Linked DNA regions of Homo sapiens: region 1 is linked to region 2. Evidence: chromatin loops called from intact Hi-C (ENCODE). Cell type or tissue: sigmoid colon. All regions are shown on one strand. Links, peaks and the distances in the headings refer to the core of each region. The heading gives the core; the rest is flanking DNA. Region 1 overlaps LOC107986098 (a long non-coding RNA gene). Region 2 overlaps PDZRN3 (PDZ domain containing ring finger 3).

What was found. Peaks named below come from ENCODE experiments on the same cell type or tissue, not always from the same donor. Only the 100,000 strongest peaks of a DNase experiment are listed, where the experiment ranks them.
Region 1: it touches region 2 in a loop (1.8-fold over the local background); 2 of 110 quality-filtered maps call a loop at or near these places.

The regions. Positions count from the first base shown.
Region 1 is chr3:73,317,093-73,322,476 of GRCh38, reverse strand. It overlaps LOC107986098 (a long non-coding RNA gene), which reads right to left. Exons shown (of 3, transcript XR_001740754.1): 3 at 5,008-5,069. Among named protein-coding and RNA genes, the nearest start is that of EBLN2, 260 kb to the right of the region's middle. In sigmoid colon, for the core only: no CTCF peak of the experiment used is centred there; a DNase peak (open chromatin) is centred at 2,946.
Region 2 is chr3:73,399,598-73,404,981 of GRCh38, reverse strand. PDZRN3 (PDZ domain containing ring finger 3) reads left to right here. Exons shown (of 10, transcript NM_015009.3): 4 at 587-834; 5 at 3,973-4,060. Among named protein-coding and RNA genes, the nearest start is that of PDZRN3-AS1, 220 kb to the left of the region's middle. In sigmoid colon, for the core only: no CTCF peak of the experiment used is centred there; DNase peaks (open chromatin) are centred at 3,121 and 3,837; H3K27ac peaks cover 1,647 bases.

The sequences.
Region 1 (5,384 bases), core at 123-5,122, 82 kb after region 2:
TTCAAAGAATAGCAAAGAGCAAGAAGACAGTGATGGAGTGGTTCTAATTTAGAAAAGGTGGTTAGGAGAGGCCTCCCCAAGACAGTGGTATTTGAACAAAGCCCTGAATAAAGTGAAAACACAAGCCATGAAAATAGCCACAGGGAGAGTATTCTAGAAGGAGGGAACAGCTAGTGCAAAGACTAAGGGGGGAGAATATTTGTCATATCCAAGGACCTGCAAAGAGGCCGATATGCTAGAGTAGAATAGGACATGGTAGGTGGCAAGGTTGGAGGGGTACATGTGGGGACAGCAAATCACATAGGGCACTGAAGGCCATTCTATGGGAGGCTTGACCAGGGGATCTGATGTGAAAGGTGTTATAAAGACCCATCTGGCCGTTTCGGTGGAGGGGACTATGGAAGCAAGGCTGGACATATAGAATGTGATGAAATTCAGCCCACTCTATTGGATACTGAGAGGGATAGAAGATGAAGACAGCATTTGGTCTTCTTTGATGGAGGAAAGAAACAAGTAAACAAATAATTCAAACATGGCTAAGCCATGGTACGAACAAGAGCCATCAATTCTGACTCAGCGATAATGACTGCCACTTCTTACTCACTGACAACATGCCTCATGTTCCTCACCGTTTATCTGGCTCATTCCTCCAAAACACTCCACAGGGAGGAAGCATTAGCCACAGGCCATCAAATGGCAAATGCCCCCGTTTCTCAGCACCGACGTTGTCAACAGCATACAATGACAAATGGAGGCCCCAAGAGGTCCATTTTTGTCCTTCCATTTTTAAGCAACTTGCTCAGAAATCAAGCTCATTGTAAATGGCAGAGCTGGAATTTAAGCCCAGGCAGCCTGACTCCAAAGCACAGCTCTGAACCAGGCCGCTACATTGCCACCAAATGTCTTCCCTGTAGGTATTTGGGCTTCTGGCCTCTGGTTTGGGGAAACAGAAAAATGAGCAATGAAAATACAAAGAGCTCTCGAAATGATAAAGCAGAGTTTTATGATGCTGAGGATGGTTGTAAAAGCAGCAATAGGTTTTAATGAGCTAAGAATTCTTTTAGCCCAGAAAAGTGATTTATATCTTTCCCAGTGCTATACTCCCAAATGACAAAAAACATCATTTTTTCCCAGCCTCCTACAAGTTGCTCTATCTTATTTATGTTGTTCTCCACACAAATGGAGAAAACTCTTTTCTTCTTAAAATTCAAATCCATTCCTGCTTAATTTTCCTCTCCTTTTATTTTGGTTTTGTCCTTTCAGGGAAGTCCCCCTGCTAATTGTAAGGGCAGTTGTGATGGACATCCACTAACCCCAAGATGGCAAATGTCTGGCCATTGTGCCATCTCTCTCTCTCTCTCTCTCCTCTTGTGTCCACAGCAGACATCTCTAATTGATACTGGTGTCCTCCGCCTGTCCTTTCTGAGATTTCACAGTGCTTTCACAGCACTCCAGAGCATTAGATGCTACCAATAGATCAACGTTAAACCCATGTGCCATCTTTGAAGTTATAGTCTTTCTCAAGGCCTTGGTTATGAAAACGGGGATCATCTCACTCAGGGATACTCTTTGAAATACCCATCAGGTTTCTTAGCTCAGAAGCCATGGTGAACGCAGATACCTGGTAAGAGGCAGCATACGCATAGTAAGGATGGCTGGTGGGTTGTATTAAAGGGGGCCTGGAAAGGGGAGAGCCGAGATGCATGAATAGCACTTGGGAGGCTACCATCTCGTAATAATCCAGACAAGAGAGGAAGATGGCCAAATTGAGGTAACAGCAGCGGAAATGGGAGAAGGTTTTGCAGAGTTTTTTCAAGCTGTGGGTCATGAAATCAATTTGCTGGGTCATGACCACCACTTCTTAAAAATGAAGTAATAAAATAGAATAGGTATTGTTTGGTGAAGCTCATTTCAGCCCTTATATTACATGTGTGTATCAGGTTTCAACGTAAAAGATATGTCTTACTATGGGTTGCAGTCTATGATAGGTTAAATAACAGTCCCCAGGCCCCTTACTAAAGACCTCCATACCGTAATCCCCTGAACCTGTGAATATGTTACATTACATGGCAAAAAGGACTTTGCAGATAGAATTAAGGTTACTAATTAGCTAATCTAGAAATATGGAAATTTTCCTGGATTGTGGACCCAGTGATTTCAGACTGGTGGGACCTCAAACCAAGAAAACAGCCTGGCCCACAGGACTTTTGGCCTACAGAATTTTTAGATAATACATAGGTATAGTTTCAATCCTCCAAACATGTGGCAATTTGTTGTTGCAGCAGCAGAAAACTAAAAATGGCTTGAAAAAAGTTTGACAGTTTCTGATGCAGGAGTTTAGAATCAGATTACTGGGTTCTACTTCCTAGTTATTCTTGTATTTAGTAGCCTGTGACCTTGGGCATGTTATCCAACATTTCCTTGGATATAAAACTGAGGTATAATAGAGCAAACTCACTGGGTTTTGGAGGGACCAGGACCAAAATCAATGGTGGTAATGCACATAAAATGTTCAGAGTGATAATTATTATTATGACTTTGATTTAGTAGAAAGGCAAGCTCTTGACCTTCAGTTTCTTATCTGAAAAATGGAGATAATACGACTCCCTCATTTGGTTGGGGTCAAGAACTAATCAAGTATTATAAAATGAGGCCCAGAAAACTCCCTAAAAATTATAGATAAAAGATGACAAGAAACTACTAGTTCTTCACTTCAATATCTGCTCTCTTATTCTTCCTTATTAATATAACCTCCAACTTTTAGCAGAGACATGTCTGCTCAGGATAAAGAGGATGTGACCCAGTCTCCCTGGGAGCTTGATGTAGCCATATGACTTAAGTGCTGGCTAGTCACATGTAAGCAGAAGTGTTATATGCAGCTTCCAGAAAGTCTTCTTAAAAGGCGGTGGACAGACCCTTCTTCTACTGTCTTTTCTGTTGACAGGCATGAGGTCATGATGGCAGGAATTCAAGCAGCCGTTTGAGACTATGAGATTGAGAACTCCAGAGCAGCAGGATAGAAAAAAGGCTGAGTCCTTGGGGATTTACGGGGCCACGTTTACAGCCTGAATTGCCTATCTCAGTGCTTTGTTTAGACAAGAGAGAAACAAACTTTATTAGTATGTTTTCATACTGTTGTAAAGAACTGCCTGAGACTGGGTAATTTATAAAGAAAAGAGGTTAATCGTAAGTTACACCTGAGGCTAGAGAGGCCTCAGGAAACATACAATCATGGTGGAAGGTAAAGGGGAAGCAAGGTACCTACCTTCTTTGCAAGGCAGCAGGAAGGAGAAGTGCAAGCATATGCCAGATGCTTATAAAACCATCAATCAGATCTCATTCACTATCATGAGAACAGCATGGGGGAAGCTGCCCATATGATCCAATTACCTCCACCTGGTCCTGCCCTTGACACATGGGGATTATGGGAATTACAATTCAAGATGATATTTGGATGGGGACAAAGCCAAACCATAACACTTCTGACACTTGTGTTGTAGAACTTACAGGGCTCACAGCTTTACAATTTGCTACTCACAGCATCAAGCAACTCACCACAAGTTGAAGCTCTTTGATCAACCAGTTTATTATATTAATGATGCTTTAAAACTTTGCAAACTGCTATACACATATGCCAACAGCTCTCCAAAGGATCCCAAATATTTATAAAACAACTATATAGATTCTTTTAAATGCTTAAAGTAAGGTGAAGTATTTACATGGAAATGTTTTAACTCAATAAGACATTTTTCAAATGGCTCAGTTTGTCTCATGGATCAGTCATCAGGAAAAATAAACTAACTTGGCATCTTTGTGTGGACTCATAAAGGAAATTAGCTTGCAGTCCACAAGGAAGTTGCTTTTCATGCACCCAATTGTGTTGTGTCAAAAGAATCAATAAAGATGAACGATTTCAAGATGAATATCCCAATATAATCCATTAGAGTGCATGGGTCATTTGCATTTTCTAAAGATGCAAATAATGAAATCAGGACGAAGAGTAATCCAAAACAATTTTCTACCTTCCAGAGAAGCCAAAGCATACAAGTGGAATGAGAAGCTCCCTCTTATGTTATTCAGAGCAAGACTCTGGCCCAACCAGTTCATCTCACACATAACTCCGAGGTCCCCAAATCCAGAGGCATTTGAAATTTATTAAATGAACTGGCCCTTCCTGACAGAAATCATGAACCAATTTTAATTCAAAAGGAAGCCTCCAAAAAAATACATCATTGTGTGATTTGAGAAAAGAAGGGCATTTACCATGGGTGGCACAACATACTCATGATCTTACTTAGTCCTTATAATATCCCAGGAGGCAAGTATTGTTCTCTCTTGCAGATGAGGAGTGTGAGATATGAAGCGACTTCTGCAAGATCACAGGGAGACACCGGCAGAATGAAGAAAGAAACCAAACTCTGTTTGATGTAATAGCCTACAGCAGAGCTGTGCAGTAAACATCTAATATGACCCACATATGTGATTTAAACATTTTAGTAGCCACATTAAAAAAAGAAGCAAGTGAAATTAAAGCTAGCACTCTTTCTGATTTTGACCCAATAGATTCAAAACATTATCATTTCAACATGTAATCAATATAAAAATTGAGATATTTCACACATTCCTTTGTATTAAGTCTTCAAAAACTTGTGTGTATTTGACATTTATATCACATCTTCATTCTGACTAGCCACATTTCAAGTGCTCAATAGACATGTGTGGCTAGTGGCGACTGTATTAGACAGCATAGGCCTAGAGTAATACTCAGCATTGTTACCTACCATTTCATTTTTACATACAGTGATAAGCCCCAAATGCCTGAATTTGTAGACTTATAAAATTGTAATAACCTGATGAGGCCCTACACGGTTGCCTATTTTTAATTTTGCCAAGTATATTGGTTTGCTTAGGCTATGTCATGATGCACTAACAAGCAACCCCAAATCTCAATGGCTTGCAGCAACAAAATTTTATTTCCCTGCTATGCAACATACCTATTATGAGTTGGCTGCCACTCTGCTCCTCGTCATCCTCAGTCTGAGACCCAGGCAGATGGTACAGGCAATACCCTGTGGAAGAAGGAAGAGAGATACTAGAGAATGTTTCTCTCTAGATATATACTGTCTCTTAAAGATTCTGCTATGAAAGGGTACATTTGACGAATGAAATAGCCAAAGCAAGTCTCATGGCCAACCTTCATATCTTGGGGGACAGAGTAGGAAAGGATATGTGGTTCTCCTCTGCAGATGGGCAACAAATACTTTGAATAACAACCTAATCTCCAACTCCAAGGAAGGACTTAATAACACTAAATTTATTATCATTTCAAAAATGATCTTTTAAGACCACAAAAGTGGGAAGGAGAGAATGCATTATTCTTATTT
Region 2 (5,384 bases), core at 189-5,188:
AATTAAGCCAGCGGTCACTTCCCCCAAACGCTGGCCATTTGAATTCCTTCTCCATAATAACTTGCCATATGCCGCTATGGCCTGAACTGTCATTTACTTAATATTTTCAATGGACTTTTTAAAGAGCGAAAGGATTATTAAGAGGAAACTTCATATTACTTCCATGAAGGGAAGACTGGTATCATCTGACACAAACTGGAAAAATACACACTATTAAAACATAACAATGTAATGAATTTCTAGTTAGCTATTATTGCCTGATAAAGGCTCGGAGCCTGAGGCTGGCCTTTTCTTTCACAGGCAAGATTAGCAAGTGATGAAATTGTGTTAAAGACATTCCACGGGGAAGCTAAGCCTTCCCGCTGTGAGATTTATTATTGCATGCCAGATCTGAATACCTCCAAACTCACTCTCTTTCCACCAGGCATTCTTCGGGAAACCTAAACACAGAGAACTGAAGTTCTCTGACACCACCACCTGCTTCTTTCTTTTAGCTGCTTACACATGAAAGCAGGCAATTCATGTATTTGTCCTTCCGTTTTCTGCTTTATTCTAACCTTGTCCCACCCTAAATATTTTTCCACAGGTCAACGGCAGAGACTTATCCAGAGCAACTCATGACCAGGCTGTGGAAGCTTTCAAGACAGCCAAGGAGCCCATAGTGGTGCAGGTGTTGAGAAGAACACCAAGGACCAAAATGTTCACGCCTCCATCAGAGTCTCAGCTGGTGGACACGGGAACCCAAACCGACATCACCTTTGAACATATCATGGCCCTCACTAAGATGTCCTCTCCCAGCCCACCCGTGCTGGATCCCTATCTCTTGCCAGAGGAGTAAGTAACCTAATCTTGAACCCCTAATGCATTAAGAAGTATTTCCAAGTTGGTTTCTTTCTCTTCTATGTGGTGAAAAAAATTAATGCACCCTATAGTTTTCCTCCAAGTTGCCCATGTTTAACTTTATTGTTTATAGAGGCAATAAATCGAATCCTGCTCAAAACCGCTCCGACATATTAATTACTTTATTATAACCCTGGAGCGGACTTATTCAAATTATATCCTAAGAACAGAATTACTTACAAATGTTGTAAAAGTTGTTTCAGAATAAAATGTAATCACCCCAAATGGTAATTTGAAGATCCTGCAGTTATTACTAGGGAATGTTGATCATTCTTTTAAATAGACAAAAAAGTAAGTTGTGTGTGTCAAGAGAGCCCTGGAGGTTGTGCCTTCTGCTTTCTTGGGTCTCATTTCAAGCCTGGATCCATGTAATAAGCCCGCACATGCCTCATCTAAGTACTGCATCAACCAATTAAATAACAGCTGCAACTCAGCACGCCACATGGATTTCTTTACACACACCTCTTCTCTCAACTTATTTCTGCCAGCGATAAAGAGTCCTTCAGAGGCTTCAAGTCAGACAAACCTGATGCTCAAAGTGATTTCTAGTTGTGGAACTTGGGTAACTTACTTTGTTTTGTGGGGCTGTATTTTTCCTATATTAAAATGGAGATAACAGTATCAATCTCTTATCATTGAAGGATTAAATGAAACAATATGTGGGAAGTGCTCATGGGGCATATGGTAAGCACTCAGTAAATGGTACCAGCGATCACCGTTAATTTAGTGGGTGATGTAAAATATTCAGGAAAAAATGAAGAGCAAGACACTTTCTGTGATAGACTGCTGGCCCCCAAGGTGTCCAGTTCGACATAGCTTTTAACATAGCTTTTCAAGGCCAGGCGTGGTGGCTCACACCTGTAATCCCAGCACTTCGGGAGGCCGAGGCAGGTGGATCACAAGTTCAGGAGATTGAGACCATCCTGGTTAACACGGTGAAACCCCGTCTCTACTAAAAATACAAAAAACAATTAGCCAGGTGTGGTGGCGGTCACCTGTAGTCCCAGCTACTCGGGAGGCTGAGGCAGGAGAATGGCGTGAACCCGGGAGGCGGAGCTTGCAGTGAGCCGAGATCATGCCACTGCACTCCAGCCTGGGCAACAGAGCGAGACTCCGTCTCAAAAAAAAAAAAAAAAAAAAGCTTTTCATGTGTGACTTTGCACATCTGAGGACACAGCCTCTCCAGCTGATGTTAGGGTCGCCCCTGTGTTTTCTCATCTCAGCTCCATCTCGGATCAGATCATTGACTTGATACATTATTTCAAAGGGCATTTTCACCTCTTACAGGAGAATCCACTGGGTAATACCTGTTGGATTCCTACTAGTAACTCAGTAGCTGGAGTGAGCACATGTTTCCTATGGTTCAGTCAAGTTCTGGATAAAGGCTTGCCCTTCATCCCTTGGTCTTAGTGGCTAGCTGTCATTGGAACCCAGGACTAATTCCCCAGGCTTGACAGAGTAGGTTTGGCAGCAGCTGGTAGCATAAAGACAGAGGACAGGGCATCCGTCTCACATTCACTCACAGTGTGCACATGTGCAAAGAACTATTATCTATCTCCTTCATTTCTCATGACTGTCCCTTTATACAGATGAGGAACTGCAGACTCACCAGGTTCCACTGAGCTGATGGAAAGGCAGGTCAGTCAGACCCCGACTCCCAGCTCTGAACCACAGTACCCTGTAGTGACCCATTCCATCCTCTGGAACAACTGGCTGATTCACTGAGTATGATGATCCAGACCATTTATCTGACGTTACAGACCAAACTGCCTCACATTATTGATGAAGCCTTTAAGGCTACTTCTGACTCTTAAATGTTGACCTGTCACAGTGATGGGCCTTTTAGAAGCTAAACCTGTAATTTCCTCTTAGGTCTAGTTAACATGACATGACTTATCCCCTGGGGGCGACTTGAGAAATGTCAGAAGAGTCCAGAGGTCAGGCCTCTTCAGGTTCTGGCTGCAAGGTCAGACAACAGCAAGAGCGTGTGTCGGGACTGAATGGGGAATGTTAAGTTGATGCTTGAAAGCCCAGACCTTCCAACAGTATCCTCAGTACTAAAAGCCCTTTAAGTGCAGGCAGTATATTTGCCTGATGGGTCCAGAAAATTGAAAGCCAGCCCTTGTTTGAATGGCCACTCATGTCTGATCTGTTGTTTCAAAACTAAGTGCCTGGGAGGGAAGACTAGAGCCCATTGATTGCTGTGCTGACCTTTGAGGACGTGAAGGTTTGGGTCCCCAGCCAACAATCAGAGGCTGAAGCTTTGCATCTGGCACCGTGGACTGTTAAGCTCCTTTCAAAGCTGCTGATGGAGTATGTTATGATTCCCACTGCCTTGGCTCCTTGAGGTTGCATTAATGACGTTTCCAAAGATGTCGTGAGTTCTGTGGACTGTGTTTTGCATATGTTGTCCTAGGGAAACATAAGCTTCCAGTCTCCTAGCAGAGTGAATGTGTGTGTACTCATTATATGTAAACATATACACACAGATGCACTTATGCCTACATGTTTGTATGTGCATTTCAACCATGTAAGTGCATACTGTACGTTTGTGATATCAAACATATTATTGTGGGTAACATTCAAAAAGACACGGTCCTAGGTAACAGCAGAACAGTTTCATTCTCAGCCTTTTGAACTGATCTCAGAGGCCAGCACATATCTTAGACTGTTGCCTGGGCTCGAGCCTAGTTCTCTGCAGAGATAAAATCTAACAATGAAGCAATAAGCAGTAAAATATTGTCCTGTTTCCTGCGTAGAGATGGAGTTAGAAATCAGTCACGCTGAATCACGTGACTGGCAGGCTCCGGGATGGGCTCTGCAAACAACAAAGCCCATCAGGCTTGCACTTTGCATCTTAAGTCCTTCAGGAGGAAATGTACTAAAGGCAAATGGTAAAATTAGGATGATGGAGGTCCTGACCGTGCTGAGAGCCCCATCCAGAGGGAAGTGAGTCATGAAAGGGCCCACACCCTGGGAATTGCTACTGTGCCACTGGCCTGACAATGGGTGTAAGAAAAACAGATACTGACAACGGAAGAAGGGCTGTAAAGATGTTGCATCTCTTTTCAGGCATCCCTCAGCCCATGAATACTACGATCCAAATGACTACATTGGAGACATCCATCAGGAGATGGACAGGGAGGAGCTGGAGCTGGAGGTATGAAGAACATCCTTGTCTCATTTTAGGAGTCATTATTAAGAACACAGAATGCCTAATAAGTTCTCTATAAGCATAAATTAGTTTACGGATGCCGATGGAAAGTAACAAAAGCAGAACCACTTTTACTGATGCCCTTTGAAAGGCACAACTGAGATTCTTCTTCCTTCCTTGGAAACAGAGCTTAATAATCAAGTCCCAAAAGCAGAAATGTAAACTTTTTTTAATTTGAATCACTTAAAAGTTAGGACAGTAAATCCTGTTGTCAACCTTTGAATCCACATAATCCATACATTCTTGTAACTAACATAAGCCTCCTCACCTTCCTCCCTTTTATGTCATCACCACTCTTTACTCAAAGGCAGATGGCTCAAGAGTAGGTGGATAAATTACTTGAGTGAATGCTAGCCCGCCCTAACAAAAGGGTTTGTTCACTGCTTCACTTGCTTCAAGTTTGCTAACATTGATACAGAAGAAATTAAACAAGTCTGCAACTCTTCTTAAGTGTTATTTGAGGCCACACAGGAATAAAGATTCAAGATGCTACATAATGTCAAATAGGTCTCTGTTAAGGTTTAAAATATTTAGAGGACACCAGGTTGCCAACAGAGTTCTACTTCCCATTTTCCTTTTATTAAGGGTGATAGAAAATACAGAAAACACTAACTTGTATAATATATTTATATTTTGGGGAAAACACTTTTATATTTCAATGGGGTTTCAAAAAATATAACAGCATTTTTGAAAGCTGATTTTATGGAATAAGGTAAAAAGACACCTGATGTTGACAGGTAAGCCCTTGGGTACCATCAAAAGGTCACCCAGGAAAAATCGAACATTTTATCCAATTTCATGGCTAACTGTTGTGTAATCTATGCTGTCCTACCAATACTTCTGAAGTTGAATTGTTCAGTGGCAGTAGGTTCTGTGCAAGGACAGAAGCAGTCAAATAGTAGAAAACAGCTATGTTCCTCAACTTAAAGTTACCAAGAGTTCTCATTCCAAGACAGAAGTTAAAAATCAATAATTGTGTGCAAACGATGACTTCACTGATGGTTAGCCAGATACAGTCAAATCAAAGGACTTGTTGCCAGTGGCATGACTGACTCTGTGCCAGTTTTCAGAAATTTAAAATTTTCCCTAAATGCACCTGGTCTAAACAGCAATGGCCAGTATTCTCACTATAAAAACTTGACTGTTTCTGCTTGCTGTCAGCCACTTACCAAAGCGCTTGCCATTTAACAATTGTTCCAGAAAATGTAGTTTTGTCATTTTCAAAAATCAGGATTCTGCCTCTTATTTAGTGTCCTATCACCCCAGCTTC